3 separate regions of the Homo sapiens genome follow, and regions 1 and 2 are each linked to region 3. A link is a contact called in ENCODE Hi-C or POLR2A ChIA-PET data. All regions are on one chromosome and are shown on one strand. Each heading gives the region's core, a stretch centred on a gene start or an enhancer-like site at or near the end of the contact. The rest is flanking DNA. Distances are from core to core; before and after follow the strand shown.

Evidence for each region. A loop is a pair of places that touch in the nucleus more often than their neighbours do. ChIA-PET counts read pairs that join two places held with the same protein, here RNA polymerase II (POLR2A). Pooled maps may share reads with other maps.
Region 1: a loop to region 3 is called in a pooled map, with 7 times the contacts of the local background. The contact joins the enhancer-like site here to the promoter of THBS2-AS1 in region 3. A Hi-C loop is called at or near these places in 1 of 37 single-sample maps with no recorded cell type and 5 of 50 pooled maps. POLR2A ChIA-PET finds 5 or more read pairs at or near these places in 1 of 52 experiments (activated naive CD4-positive, alpha-beta T cell).
Region 2: a loop to region 3 is called in a map of naive thymus-derived CD4-positive, alpha-beta T cell, with 18 times the contacts of the local background. The contact joins the enhancer-like site here to the promoter of THBS2-AS1 in region 3. A Hi-C loop is called at or near these places in 4 of 168 maps with a recorded cell type or tissue (CD4-positive, alpha-beta T cell, CD4-positive, alpha-beta memory T cell and naive thymus-derived CD4-positive, alpha-beta T cell), 8 of 37 single-sample maps with no recorded cell type and 15 of 50 pooled maps. POLR2A ChIA-PET finds 5 or more read pairs at or near these places in 2 of 52 experiments (CD4-positive, alpha-beta T cell and WTC11).

Annotation. Positions count from the first base shown.
Region 1 is chr6:169,587,673-169,592,325 of GRCh38, reverse strand. The region is part of intron 23 of WDR27 (WD repeat domain 27); the gene reads left to right. Among named protein-coding and RNA genes, the nearest start is that of WDR27, 110 kb to the left of the region's middle. RefSeq lists a silencer at 2,437-2,606. Within about 2 kb of position 2,890, at least 9 of the 41 ENCODE cell types and tissues checked have a DNase peak (open chromatin) inside an H3K27ac peak, as active enhancers do.
Region 2 is chr6:169,652,400-169,656,818 of GRCh38, reverse strand. All of the region lies in intron 13 of WDR27 (WD repeat domain 27), which reads left to right. Among named protein-coding and RNA genes, the nearest start is that of WDR27, 47 kb to the left of the region's middle. RefSeq lists enhancers at 1-686, 1,892-1,941. Within about 2 kb of position 2,103, at least 25 of the 41 ENCODE cell types and tissues checked have a DNase peak (open chromatin) inside an H3K27ac peak, as active enhancers do.
Region 3 is chr6:169,209,783-169,214,888 of GRCh38, reverse strand. It overlaps THBS2-AS1 (THBS2 antisense RNA 1), which reads right to left and starts at 1,677. Exons shown (of 3, transcript NR_134621.1): 1 at 1,311-1,677; 2 at 402-715. RefSeq lists a silencer at 1,589-1,938.

The DNA of each region.
Region 1 (4,653 bases), core at 1,641-4,140, 380 kb before region 3:
AGGAAGATTTAGTTTCCTAAAGAAGGCAGTTCTCTGTAGGTAATGTGTAGATTTAACACTCCCCCAACAACAACAACAACAAAATGCCAGTAGGTTTTTCTGTAGCTGTACTGTTAGACTGAAAGTTACTTGGGAGAATAAACAAGTAACAATGGTCCAAATACCCCCGGAAAAAAGAACATGATGATGAGGAGAACTTGCCCTGTCAGCCGTTAACCTCTGTTGGAAAGCCTTTCGAATTAAAACCATGTGCAACTGGTGCACGAATACCAGTATTTCTTAGCTCCTGCCACGGAAGGTGCTTGGAAGCAGTGACATTCCAGCCATCACCCTTAGTACCCTCTTTGCAACCTCTAAATGCCGTTCCCCACTAATAGAAGCCAGAACTCCCTGGGTGGAGAGCTGGTTCCAGGTCTGTGGCAGAAGACTTACAAGATGAGCCAGGGACATCTTGTGCCAAAGAGAAAAGAAATCAAAGGGTAATGGAGTCATATAACAAGGCCACAGGCAACAGCCAATTCCCAAGGCCTTAAAGCTGCTGCTGCCTTAGGCATGCACTACTGTCTGCTGGTTAGACCAGCGGGCAGCACCACACCTGTGCCGTATTCTGTTGGCCAGCGGAGGGCTAGCTGACCATCCAAAGAGTAATGACTGTGATTGACTTCAACATTGTATATCTAAACCCTCATCATTTTTGATAATGCTCCCCCCAAAAAGCTATAGCTAAAAACAAAAACATAAAATGTCATTGGTCCCCATTTGGAGGTAACTAGGGCACCTGTCCCTTAGTCAGAAGTGTGTCTTATAAAGGAAAATAATTAAACATTTGTCTGCCTTTCCTGTTCGGACTGTATTTTAAGTAAACCAAATACCCTACTTGGTAAGGGAAAGTTATTTCTTAGAGAATTGCAGACAAGTAGAATGGATGAATGGCAGAATTAGAAAATCACCCTCTTCAATCTCAGATGGAGTAATTGACTTAGGCAAATGTCATCAGTAGGTGAAATTATCAGATGAAGATCATGGCCCAAAGGAAGCTTGAATAATAGACATTTTGCTTAAGAACACATACAGATGGCCAATGGGTACAGGAAAAAAGGGCTCACATCACCAATCATCAGGGAAATGCAAGTCAAAACCATATTGAGACACCACCTCACACCTGTTAGAATATCAGAAAGACAGGTGATGATGAGGATGTGGAGAAAGGGGAGCTCCCGCACAGTCGGTGGGAATGCAAAATGAGGTAGCCACTGCGGAAAATGTGTGTTGTTTCCTCAAAGAGCAAAAAGTAGAATCCACATGATCCAGCAATCTCACTCCTGGGTATTTGTCCAAAAGAATTGAAATCCGTATATGGAAGAGATACCTGCGCTTCCATGGCCATTGCAGCACTCTTCACAGTATCCACAGTGTGGAAGTACCCTAAATGTCCGTCTCAGGGGAATGGATAAGGAACATGGAGCGTAGACACAGAATGGCATATTATCCCAGGCCTTAAAAAGTTACTGCTGCCTCAGGTATTTACCACTGTCCACTGGTTAGACCGGTGGGTGGTACCACACCAGTGCCCTGTTCTGCTACGTCTTTACAAGAGGAAGTGCCAGAGAAAAGGGTGGGGTTTATTACTGTGTGTGCCATATTTATTTTGCCAGACCTTGATGGAGGTTGACAAGAGTTGGAGATTGTGCGTCAGCCTTGCAGCCTGATGAGATGGTGCCATTCGCCTCCCATGGCTGGTGTGGCGGGCGGCCAGGTGGCCCTGCGTGCCACCATCAGGAATTCTCTAACAGAGCCTCTGCCTCTTGCTGTAAGGAGGCAAGGCTTCTGTCTTAGTGTGACTTTGTTTTAAATCTTGCACGTTTTGGTCTTCTGAGAATAGTTTACTTTTTTATAAACTAAAAATTCAGTATCTGAAGAAATGTGCAGAATATTCAGAAAATATCATTTCTGGAATTATTTTCAAAAGCAAAATAAGTGAGCATAATATGATAGTTGATTCCCCTGTGGAAAATATCACTACCATTGTCAAGTTTCAGGAGTGCAACACTCACTTCTGTTTGTAATTCTTTGTCTCCTTTCTGCTGTGGGGTTAATTTGGGTAAAGGGAAATGAAGGTCACGTTAGGTACTCTGTGAAAGGAAAAATGAAAGAAACTTCATTCTCACAGATGTGGCTCAACAGAGTTACAAAATAGTTGTAATGAATCGGTGTAGTCCTGTTTCCAAAACACTTCTCTTCTTCAGTAGTACATTCAGTCCCTTACAATTTTTGTAAAAACATTTTTGAGCAGTCAAGCGTTATTCCAGCACCCACAGATTTATGCCACATCCTCATCTTTTGCCTGAAAAATATTGCTTCCCTTGATTTGGTTCTGGCATAAGATTTACCCGCATAGGTTTTATTTCCAACTCTGTTTGTTTTCTGAGTATGTCTTAGCCACAGCTCGTTTCTCTGTGGTGGGTGAAGTGCTTCATGAATCCAGTGAGTACCTCTAATTAAAATGTTTCTTTCACACATGGATTGTGGTTACATTGAATCATTTGCAGAGCTGTTCATTACCATCGCTCTGTGTCATACAAGAGGCTTATTGTCCTTCTGTATTTATGACACTGTGTAGGATCACAGCATAAGAAACCTGCCTATCTACTAAAATATTGATATTTGGGCTTCCAATTGCTGTGTCACATGTAAAGTTGTCATGATCAGAAAATTCATGTACCCCAAGAATCCCCTGGACCAAAAGATGTTTCATTTAATTTCATTCTCACTGAGGAAACAAAAGGCCTTTCCTGGATACGTTTTACCTCACCTCCTGCCACTGTATTATGTCATTCAGTGTGTGTTTTGAGGTTTCATGCAAATGGGAGCCAGCTGATCTCAGGAAGCGCTTTTCAAGAGGTGAGTGGCCTTGGAAGGCTGCCTGCCCTCAGCCTGGCTTCCTTGTCTATAGAATTGGGGCAATAAGTGTTTTCTTCATAGTGCTGTTGAGAGGGTTACACGAGAAAATTTATGTAAAATTCTTATCAGTGCCTGGCAAAAGGTCAGTGTCCAGAAAGTACTTGCTGCTGTTAACCTCTGTATTTTATCATTGGAAATAATGGATGGAAAAGAGACTCAGTCATTATAATTTCCCTTATCCATTTAATCTAAACAGCAGGCAGACAGGAGTTCTGAAGAGTGGATCCTCAGAAACCCTTTGATATTAAATCAGTCCTGAATTAAAAATAGCAAAATAAGCAAAGATGGTTTTGGAAACACCTGTGAGATTAGAGGGAATTTGAGGATGCCCTAAACCATGTGTGAATGGGAGTTGTCTTTGGCAGCCTAGTGAAATAAATAGCAAAACCTTAGTCAGAAAAATCAGTTTGGAATCTCAGCACTGAGGCTCCGTGGCTGTCCTGGCAAAGTGCTCTCTACCTGTCATGGTTTCCTCAATAAAAAAATGGAGATTTCAATAAAATATGGATGCACCTTGGTCCGTTATTGTAAATGGTTTATGTAACAGTTGTGTTTTGTAAATAGTGACACACTGTGTAAATGTTAGGGTTACCCTCACCCAGTGGTTCCCAAAGTGGGGTGCCCTGGACCAGCAGCAGCAGCCTGACCTGGGAACCTGTTAGGAGTGCACATTCCCAGGCCCCACGCCACCCCTTACAGCAGCAACTGCACGGGAATACTTTTCAAATAAGCATGTGCTTGTGGCAGAAGAAAATAAAATGTAGACATTTGATTTCTCCACTTTCCTTAAAAATTCAGCTGACCCTTGAACAACATGGGTTTGAAATGCACGGGTCCACTTATACATGATTTTTTTTCAACAAATATATTAACATTTTTGGAGATTTTCAACAACTTGAAAAAACTCACAGATGAACCACATAGCCTAAAAGTATAAGAAAATTAAAAACATATGTCATGAATGCATAAACTATATGTAGATACTAGTCTGTTTTATCCTTGACTATCATAAAATATACACACATCTTTTTAAAAAGTTAAAATTTATTAGAATGTATGCACATTCTCAGTCAAGAGAAATATAAACAAATGCAGAAATGCTGTATGAAATCATCACTTCATAAACTCAACTGTAGTCCCTCCAGCACTCCTGTCCTCATTTCATCACCCCTGCTCTTGCTGTTGTGGTGAGCTCAGGAGTTACAAGTATCCCTTAAAATGCTGTGTGATGCTCATCGCCTCTGCATGAGCTGTTCGTCTCTCCAGTAAATTGTGTGTTACCGTAAAAGGCGGTCTCTTATAGCTCTCGTGTATTTTTCATTGTGTTTAATGCAATACTGTAAACCTTGAATTACACCATGGGGCCCATAGGAAGTGCCCCTGGAGATGCTGAACCTTCTCCCAAGAAGCAGGGAAAGCCACGGCTTTACAGAAAAAGCTGAATTGCTTGGTATGTACCATAGACTGGCAGTCGCTGCCATTTCAGGATAAATGAATCCAGTGTAAGAAATAGTGTAAAAAAAGAAAAGGAAACTCATGGAGACATGGCTGCAGCTATGCCAGCAGGCACGAAAACCTTGCACGTTTTGTTAAATCCTTTTTAATCTCATTGCAAATGCAGCTTTTATGTGGGTACAGGATTGTTATGAGAAAGGCATACTGTAGATTCTAATATGATTCAAGAAAAAGTGA
Region 2 (4,419 bases), core at 854-3,353, 440 kb before region 3:
TCTTAAATTGCAAAAGACACTATAGCAGAGAAGACAACAGCAAGTGGGTGTGAAGATGGCTGAGAAGAGAATGCCCCTGGGCTGCTGCGGCCTAATGCGGAGCTGGGAGCTGTCGGAGCTGGGAGCTGTCGCCTCCTCCTGGGCCATCCCAGCCTCCTCCTCCTGGGCCCTCCTGGGCCTTCTTGGCTCCTTCCTCCTGGGCCCTCCAGGCCTCCTCACGTGATCCCTCCCGGCCTCCTCGTTCTCAGCCCCCCGAACCTCTTCGTCTTCCTGGACCCCACAAGCCGCCTCACATGCTTTCCCCCCACCCCGCCTGGTCTCTCTTGGCCCTGTCAGTCTCACCTCCTACCATTCATCCTTAACAATTGACAGCAGCAGAAGTCAGATAAACCTCCAGGTGGACACAGGCAGGTCCCCAGGGAAACCCAACCTCCAAACCAAAGACAGCTTCACGTCTGAAAGCCAAACCACATGTCTCGGATGAATCCACAGACGGGATTGAGAACCTCTTTTCCTGTTTGGCATGCTTTCCTCTGATTGGCCCCCACCCTTCACCTATTTTACATATTCCCACTCCTCCCTAATTGGTTTTTGACACTGCTGTGCCCATCTTTGAGTTGTACCTTTTTTTTTTAACCTTTTTTGCATAGTCACAAACCAATCAACATGCACTCCCCCATTCTGAGTCCATAAAAGCCCCAAACTCAGCCACACTGGGGGACCACCTGACTGAGGGTAGGGGGCTGCCCTCTCCGGGTCCCCTCTCTGCTGAGAGCTGTCACTCAATAAAACTCTCCAGCTGGGTGCAGTGGCTCACGCCTGTAATCGCAGCACTTTGGGAGGCCGAGGCAGGCGGATCACGAGGTCAGGAGATTGAGACCATCATGGCTAACACGCTGAAACCCCGTCTCTACTAAAAATACAAGAAAAATTAGCTGGGCGTGGTTGGCGGGCGCCTGTAGTCCCAGCTACTCAGGAGGCTGAGGCAGGAGAATCGCTTGAACCCAGGAGGTGGAGGTTGCAGTGAGCTGAGATCGTGCCATTGCACTCTAGCCTGGGCAACAGGGCGAGACTCCGTCTCAAAAAATAAAAACAAAAAAAACTCTGCCCTGCTCACCCTTCAGTTGTCAGGCCAGGCAGGGGCATCGCCAGCCTCGGGGGTCTCCAGCTGGCAAAGAGGCACCGAGAAGTCTTTCATCACAATGAATCTTCTCATATGTCTAATCTGGGGGCTGTTTATATGTAGAGTAATATTCTTTCTTAAGTGCGTTCTTTTCTGATTTGTCTTTTTCACTTCGTGTCTGTGAGATTTGCTTCAGTTGCTATACAGCGTTCTGTTGTCTGGATATACTGCGGTTTATGTACCCACGATTTATTCAGTATTAACAGACGTTTGGCTTGTCCCAGGCTGCTGTTGTGAGCAGTCTTTGCAGCACCCTGCTGTACCCTGGAGCCGGGAGGGCTGCCCTGATCTTCTGTGCGGGCAGCTGCTGGGCTCGGGGTTCCCCACATGGCAGGTCGATGGCAGACGATGGCAAGGGTCTTCCCAGGTGGCTGGCCAGAGGTTACTCCAGCAGCACACGCCGCCTCTCCTGCCCGGAGCTCTTGCCATGGCTGCATGTCGCTGGACGCTGGAATTTCTGCTTACCCAGTGTGAGACAAGAATAGCACTGGGTGGTCACAGGAGGACGGAAAACCCAGGCAACAGCGAAGACAGGAACGTGGCAAAGTAACCACAGGGCGGCAGAAAACCCAAAGCGAGGGAGAGAGAAGGCGAACCCACCAGCGTGATGTGTCCTCTGTTCTCCCGGGAAAACCCGAGTAAGAGACAACGAGGCTGTGTTGGGGGTTACCTAAAAATCCCCTCCTTTCCCAGAATACCTGATGATGATCCCGCACTGTCACTAAAGAAACACCCGCAAAAGAACACAAACTCCTCTGTGCGCGCTTCCTTCTGAACGGGGCTCCTCCTCCTGAGCGAGCCGCCTCCTTCTGAGCGCCCCTCCTCCTCCTGAGCGCGCCTCCGTCTCCTGAACGCGCCTCCTTCTGCTGTGCGCGCCGCCTAACCCTGTGCGCGCCTCCTCCTGTGCGCGCCTCCTTCTCCTGTGCGCGCCTCCTCCTCAGCTCGCCTGGCTTCTCACTTAGGCGTGTGCTTTCGCTTTGCAGCAAAAGCTGCTGCTTTTCGCATCTAAATTCTTGCTCTGAAGGTGCCAAGAACCTGGAAACCGGCTGGGAGTGGGGTCTCACCAGCCTTTGGAGACCCTCCTGAGCCGTCTGGCAACCAGTGACGATACAGAGGTGTCTTATGATTTCGTTTGCGTTTTCCTGGTTAAACATGAGGTGGTTATTGCTTGTGTTTAATCAGATACGCTTTACTGTCATAAGCCTAATTTGCATTTATTATCTCTTCGCTATTATTTTGTACAGGATCTTTTGGATTCATGTTCTTGCGTGATTGATTTCTCAGGAACTTTCTGAGTTTGGTTTTGGTGTGCCAGCTCCACAGAATGAGCTAGGGAGAGCTTTCTCTGTTTCTATACCTGAATGCTTGGTGTAATATTTTAAATTAGGTATATGATTGATTTTGAGTATAAAACCAGCCTTGTATGTCAGGGATAAATCCCATGATGTATACTCTTTTTGTTGTGTTGTTGAATTTGGTTTGCTAATATTTTATTGAGGAGTTTTGCATCAATTTTCATTAGAGAAGTGGGCCTTTAGTTTTTTGTTTGTTTCTGTTTTGTTTGTTTTTGTATTTGTTTTTTGGAACTGAATGAAGTGCACTGTGTTCTCTCAAAGGAGATTTGCGTTGCTTTCTAGGGGTTTGGGTGCACAAATCCACAGCTTCCGGCCTTTTAAGCCACTTGTCAAGGTCACTCTGACTGCAGGGCCAGCAGCCTGGGACCAGTACAGACCATCACGGCACAGGCTTCCTGGGCTAGTCGGAGAAGGTGAAGCTCGCATAGTGGCCAGGGACTTGGCCTTTCTGCCCTCACCTCCCTGAGGCCACACAAATCCTCAGCCTGTGTGGCTGGAGGTGCCGCCATCCACAGCTCACCTCAGTTTCAATATCTTGTCCTCATTTTCTTTTCCCTTTTTACAAAATGAAGCACATATTTCTTCTGGCTTTTGTGGCGTTTCTCTGTGGGAGAGGCCATCTGAATACCTAACCAGTGTGTTACCCAGATAATGAAAGTTAGCATTCACTTTTTAAATAGCAGTACCCTCAAAAAATTGAAAAAGTCCTATGTAGTAATGATGCTAATGAAGAATTGAAAGTGTTTATTAGGTAAATAATATGGTCTTGCACATTGTTTATGTGGTAAAGACTGATTTTTGTAGTCTTGTAAAAGACATTTTCTGTTCATTTACTTTTTTCATTATAAGATATGTATAAAATAAAACTTGCCATTTTAACCATTTTTAGGTGTATGGTTCAGTGGGATTCCATACCCTCACATTGTTGTGCAATGTAAAAAAGCCTTTTTGAACCATTTGCTTAATTAATAACAAAGGAATTTATATGTATATATACATTTCTAGTAAAAAATTTTTGGAAACCTTGACTAACCAATATTAATTAAAATGGCTAATAGTTGGAATCATACTAGACTGTTCAGATGGTTTTCCAAGGTTCTGACTGTTTCCATGGAAAGAAACTCCCCTGTGAGAGTGGGCTCCATGCTGAGTGGCGAGCAGTGCCTCCTGCGTGTCCAACCCACGGGGTCCGCTCGTCTTGTCTGCCGCCATGGACGGCTGCGCATTTGGGAAGTGAGATCTGTGCACACAACCTGTCGTGAAGGAGACACGAGTCTCCTGATTTCACCTTTAAAACTTAACATGTTTGTTTCTTTAGCTTTTCTTCTTACATACGCTTCATTTAGATCACTCCTTAAAAGTGGAATTTTTAAACTTTTTGTCAACAAGGGTCATCTCGTTTCAGACTAGCATATGTGATGTACTGTGGTTCGCAACTAACGATAGCATTTAGAGTTTAGAACAAAACCTTCAGTAAGAACAATTATATAAATAGTTTTAATACAGAGATAACTTTTCTGTAGCAAGAAAGTGATTAAATTTTAACATGTTGATGTTTTGGGTGTAGTTTAGAAAATATTCCCATGGAAAATTAATGGATATGTTTCATTTACAGTAATGCTATAATCCCCAAATTTGCCTCCCTCTACTTACAACACTTACCCTTGTGGTAAGTTCACGTGATGTCAGAGTTTTTGTCAACTGGTAGTGCTATGCAAAATGTAAAATAGGCTAGGCCGGGCATAGTGGCTCACGCCTGTAATCCCAGCATTTTGGGAGGCTGCGGCAGGTGGATCACGAGGTCAGGCGTTCAAGACCATCCTGACCAACATGGTGAAACCCCCTCTCTATTAAAAATACAAAAATTAGCCAGGCGTGGTG
Region 3 (5,106 bases), core at 428-2,927:
CGTCTGAGGCAACGGGCTGTGAACTGAAGGCCCTGGCTTTGAGTTGTGAAATGAGTGAGTTTTAGTTCATCAATATGGAGGAAAAAGCTAGACCTACATGTGTAAAAAGAAAAGTTTAGAAACAAAATAATGATGGCAGTGATAGTGGCTGGTCTATGGACAGCTACTGGAGGAAGCTCAATGTACATTTTACTCATGAAACAAAAAATACATATAATATGTTGAATAAGGATGCTTAGAAGTCAGGCATTAAAATGAGATACATTTCTCCTGCATTCAGGTTTTGCTGTCATTTATCGAAAAGTTGAGGTTTCCTGACAATCATGTTCCCTGTCGATGGCCTTAGCCACATCAGAATGGTTGTCTCCCAGGATTAATGTGTGGTGCCTTTGTGAGCTCACCTGGGAGGAAGGTGTCCCTGGACCTCGATGACTCCGTGCGAGCACCTGCCCTGTGGCCCTCCATCTCCCTTCTGCGAATCGCTGCCAGCACACCACGGGAGCTCCGCACCTTCCACCGTGGACCGGGAGGGCCGTCGTTCTAGACGCTGATGCTGCTGCTCACAGGGAAAGGTTCGGCCCAGGCCCACGCTCTGAGAGTTGTCTGTACAAGGCTCAACCAACTCGCCCTCAGGGCAGGCACAGGCCTTGGTCGTGTGGAACGAGTCGGTGGGTGAAATAACACATCTTCACTCCCAAGTATCCAAGCGTGGGATCTGTGATTGCCGGGAGGAGAGAAGCCTTCATACCGTGACCAACTCACTGGCTGCTGCGTGTCCCAGCTATAGGCTACATGGGGGCAGAGGGCTCCTTCCGTCATTCCTGGAGGACCAAAATCTTAGGCCAGCTTTGCTCAGTCTGCGTTTCACAAAGTGATGCTTTTGACCATGGAGCAAGTGGTGCCTAGGCCTTGAGGAACGCAGGTGTGGGGTGATCCAGGAGCTGCCACTCCAGCTCCACGGCCACAGCCCTGTGGGCTGCCAATGCCCAAATGGGAGGGCCCTGCTGAGGGCTATCACCCACACGAGGCCCTTAGCCCAGGGCAGGTACCTGCACTGATGCTTCCCACCCTCTTAGTAAAGTCCTTCTGGAGCCACCAGCCTGGGGGCCCAGGGGAGGGGCTGAAGCAAGCTGGGACACTCCTGCTTCGCCCGGGTGTCAGCCCTGTGCCCAGGGGAGTGAGCTGCGGGCCCAGAGCAGCTTGCGGCCCACGCAGCCGGCGTTAGCCTTGGGGACCACGTGGGCATTTGTGAGAGAGGTCCGGGCCCGTGCCCCCCACCCCGTGCAGTCCCACAGGGGCCCCTGACTCACCCTTCCCCAGCCCTTGCTCAGCGGTCCGGCCCCTCTGGCTCCCCTGAGTCTGCGCTTGGCCCCTTGCGGGTGGGGTGAGCGCGGAGCCTCGGCTGTCCCTGCCTCGTGGCCCACCCAGGGCGCCCGCCGCCCCTGCAGCAGTAGCAGGACCTACTGCCAGCTTCTCAGTTCCTGTCTCGGCCTTTTTCAGGCCGTTGAAGACTTTTGCCACTTTTCTGACTTTTTTTTTTTTTTTTTTTTTACCACATAAGGGCTTTTTCAACCCCAAAGCACATCAAATGCAGGATGGGAAGTGATATTCGACTTTCCGGCCTCCAGCGCACACCCCTGACGCGCGCGGACTGCAGGGCTTGGGTCGGGGCGTCCCTGGGAAGCTCAGCCGGTTCAGCCCCGGCGAGCCCCGCCCGCGCGCGTCCCCGAGAGCCGGAGGCCCCGCCGAGCGCATGCCCAGCCCTCCCTGCGCGCCTGCGCCCTCCCTGCGCCCTCTCCTGGGCCCTGACTGTGCTTGAATGACAGCTTCACTGCAGGGTAACCCGGAACCTTCAAAAGGCCGATTCTGCAAACAAAATGGTGTAGAAAGAGGAAGAAAGCATTAGTGCAACAAAACTCGATTGCGCTTCGTTTTATGTACGATTTATTTACTTTTAAAATATTTTTTCTGTTTTTAGATTTATTTTTCTACTGAAAAATTGTTTAGTTATCTTGAGGTGGGACAGAATTCTTCATACGACTTTTCCCATTTAAAAATGTAATTATTTTTAAATATGGCTTTAGGAATAAATTACAGTTGTTAAAATGGAGATACATATTATTTATATTTATGTATTGATTATTGAATGGTATATACGCAAGCAACATACACGTGACTATACATATGCATCATGAATACACAAACCTCCCTTGTCTCAGGCCATACTTATTCTGGATTTTAAAGAAGTGGAAAAGTTGGCAAAGTGTCAGAGAACAAGATCAACACATGGAAATCAGTTGTGCGTCTGTATACCAGACAGAAACAATTTAAAACGGAAGTTAAAAGTACAATACCATTTGCAATAACATACAAAACAATAAAATACCTCGTAATAAATGTAACTTGGGAGGCAGAAGACTTGTACTATGAAAACAGAAAAACAATGCCAAAATAAATTAAAACCTATATAAATGGAAAGACACCCTCGTGTATAGTTTGGAAGATTTAATTCTAATTCATTATAATATCTGTAGTATTCTTGGGTTATATGTGATATTTTGATATCTGTTTAAAATGTGTAATGATAAAGTTAGGGTAATTGGGATACCCATGACCTCATACATTTTTATTCTCTGTATTGAGAACATTACAATTCTTCTAGCTATTTTGATATGTACAATAAACTATTAAGCATAATTTTCCTACTATACTGCATGTGATAGCTCATTCCTTCTGACTGTATTTTTGTACTCCTTAACCAGCTCCCCTTCATCTTCCTCTCCACCATTCCACCCCAGCATCTGGCATCCGCCATCCTGCTCTCAACATCCACAAGACCCACTGTTTTAGCTCCCACATATGAATGAGAACATGCAATATTTGTCTTTCTGTGTCATGCTTATTTTACATAACAGAATGATCTTCAGATCTATCCATCCTGCTGCAAATGACAGGATTTAATTCCTTTTTATGGCTGACTAGTATTCCATTGTGTGCATATACAATATTTTCTTTGTCCTTTCGCCTATTGATGAACACTTAGGTTGATTCGATGTCTTGGCTATTGTGAGTAGTGTTGTAATAAACATGAGAGGGCCGATGTCTCTTTGATATACTGATTTCCTTTCTGTCAGATGCATACCCAGCAGTAAGATTGCTGGACTATACCAAACGTAGTTCTAGTTTAGTTTTTTGAGGAACCCCCATACTGTTTTCCCTAGTGGGTGTACTACTTTACATCCCTACCAACAGTGTATGAGTGTTCCTTTTTTTCCACCTTCTCATCAGCATTTGCTATTTTTTGTCTTTGTGATAATTCTAAATGGGGTCAGATAATATCTTCTTGTGGTTTTGAATTGCATTTCTATAATGACTAGTGATGTTGAGCCTTTTTTCATGTACGTGTTGGCCATTTCTTTTGAGAAATGTCTATTAGGTCTTTTGCCCAGTTTTTAATTGGGTTGTTTGAGTTTCTTATATATTCTGATTACTAATCCCTTGTTGGATGGGTAGTTTGCAAATATTTTCTCCCATTCTGTGGGTTGTCTCTTCACTTCGTTGATTTTTTCCTTTGCTGTGTAGAAGCTTTCTGGCTTGATATAATACTATTTTTCTATTTTTGTTATAGTTGTCTGTAATGTTGAGGTCTTACCAAAAAATCTTTACCCAGATCAATGTCCTGGAATGTTTCTCCGTATTATTTTTTAGTAGTAGTTCTATCGTTTTGGGTCTTGCATTGAAGTCTTTAATCCATTTTGATTTGATGTATGTATATGGTAAAAGAGGGGGGTCTCGATTCATTTTTTTCTGCATGTCTAACTTTCCTGGCAGTATTTATCAAAGAGACTGTCCATTCCCCAATGTATGTTCTTGATGTCTTTGCCAAAAATGAGTTGGCTGTAAGTACGTGGATTTATTTCTGAATTCATCGTTTTATTCCATTGGTCCACATGTCTGTTTTAGTGTTGGTACTGTGCTGTTCTGGTTACTATACATTTGTAGCAAAATTTGAAATCAGGCAGTGTGATGTCTTCAGCTTTGTTCTTTTTTCTCAGGATGGCTTTAGCTATTTGGAGTCTTTTGTGGTTTCCTACGCTTGTAGGAATGCTTTTTTCTGTTTCTGTGAATAACATCATTGGTATTTTGCTAGAGATTACATTGAATCTATTGATCACTTTGGGTGATTTACAGTATTCATTCTTCTAATCCATGAGCATGGGATATCTTTCCATTTGTGTCTGTGTACCCTCTTCTTCTCTTTCATCAGTGTTTTATAGTTTTCCTTGTAGAGATCTTTTACTTCCTTGGTTAAACATATTCCTAGGTATGTTTTTTGTACCTACTGTAAATGAGATTGCTTTCTTGATTTCCTTTTTAGATTGATCTCTGTTAATGTATATAAATGCTACTGATTTTTATATGATCATTTTTTATTCTGAAACTTTATTAATTTATTGGTTCTGATTTGTGTGTGTGTGTGTGTGTGTGTGTGTGTGTGTGTGTGTAGTCTTTAGGTTTTTCTAACTATAAGATTGTGTCATCTGCAAACAAGGATAATGTGATGTCTTCCTTTTCCAATGTGGATACCCTTACTTTCTTTCTCTTGTCTAATTGCTCTGGCCAGGACTTTGAGTATTATATTGAATACAAGTGGTGAAAACAGACATCCTTGCCTTGTTCCAATCTTAGTGAAAAGCCTTTCCATTTTTCCTTGTTTAGTATGATATTAAATGTGGGTGTATCATATATGGACTTCCTTGTGTTGAAGTACATTCCTTCTATACCTTATTTATTGAGAGTTTTTTAAAAATCAGAATGGATGTTGAATTTTATTAAATACCTTTCAACATCTATTGAAATGATCATATGGTTTTTATCCTTAATTCTGTTGATTGCTATGTCATGCATATTGATTTGCACATGTTGAACCATCCTTACATCCCTGGAATGAATCCCACTTTATTACAGTGAATGATCTTTTTAATGTGTTGTTAAATTCAGTTTGCTAGTATTTTGTTGAGAATTTTTGCATCCATGTGTATTAGGGTTATTGGCCTATAGTTTGTGTGTGTGTGTGTGTGTGTCCTTGTCTGATTCTGGCATCAG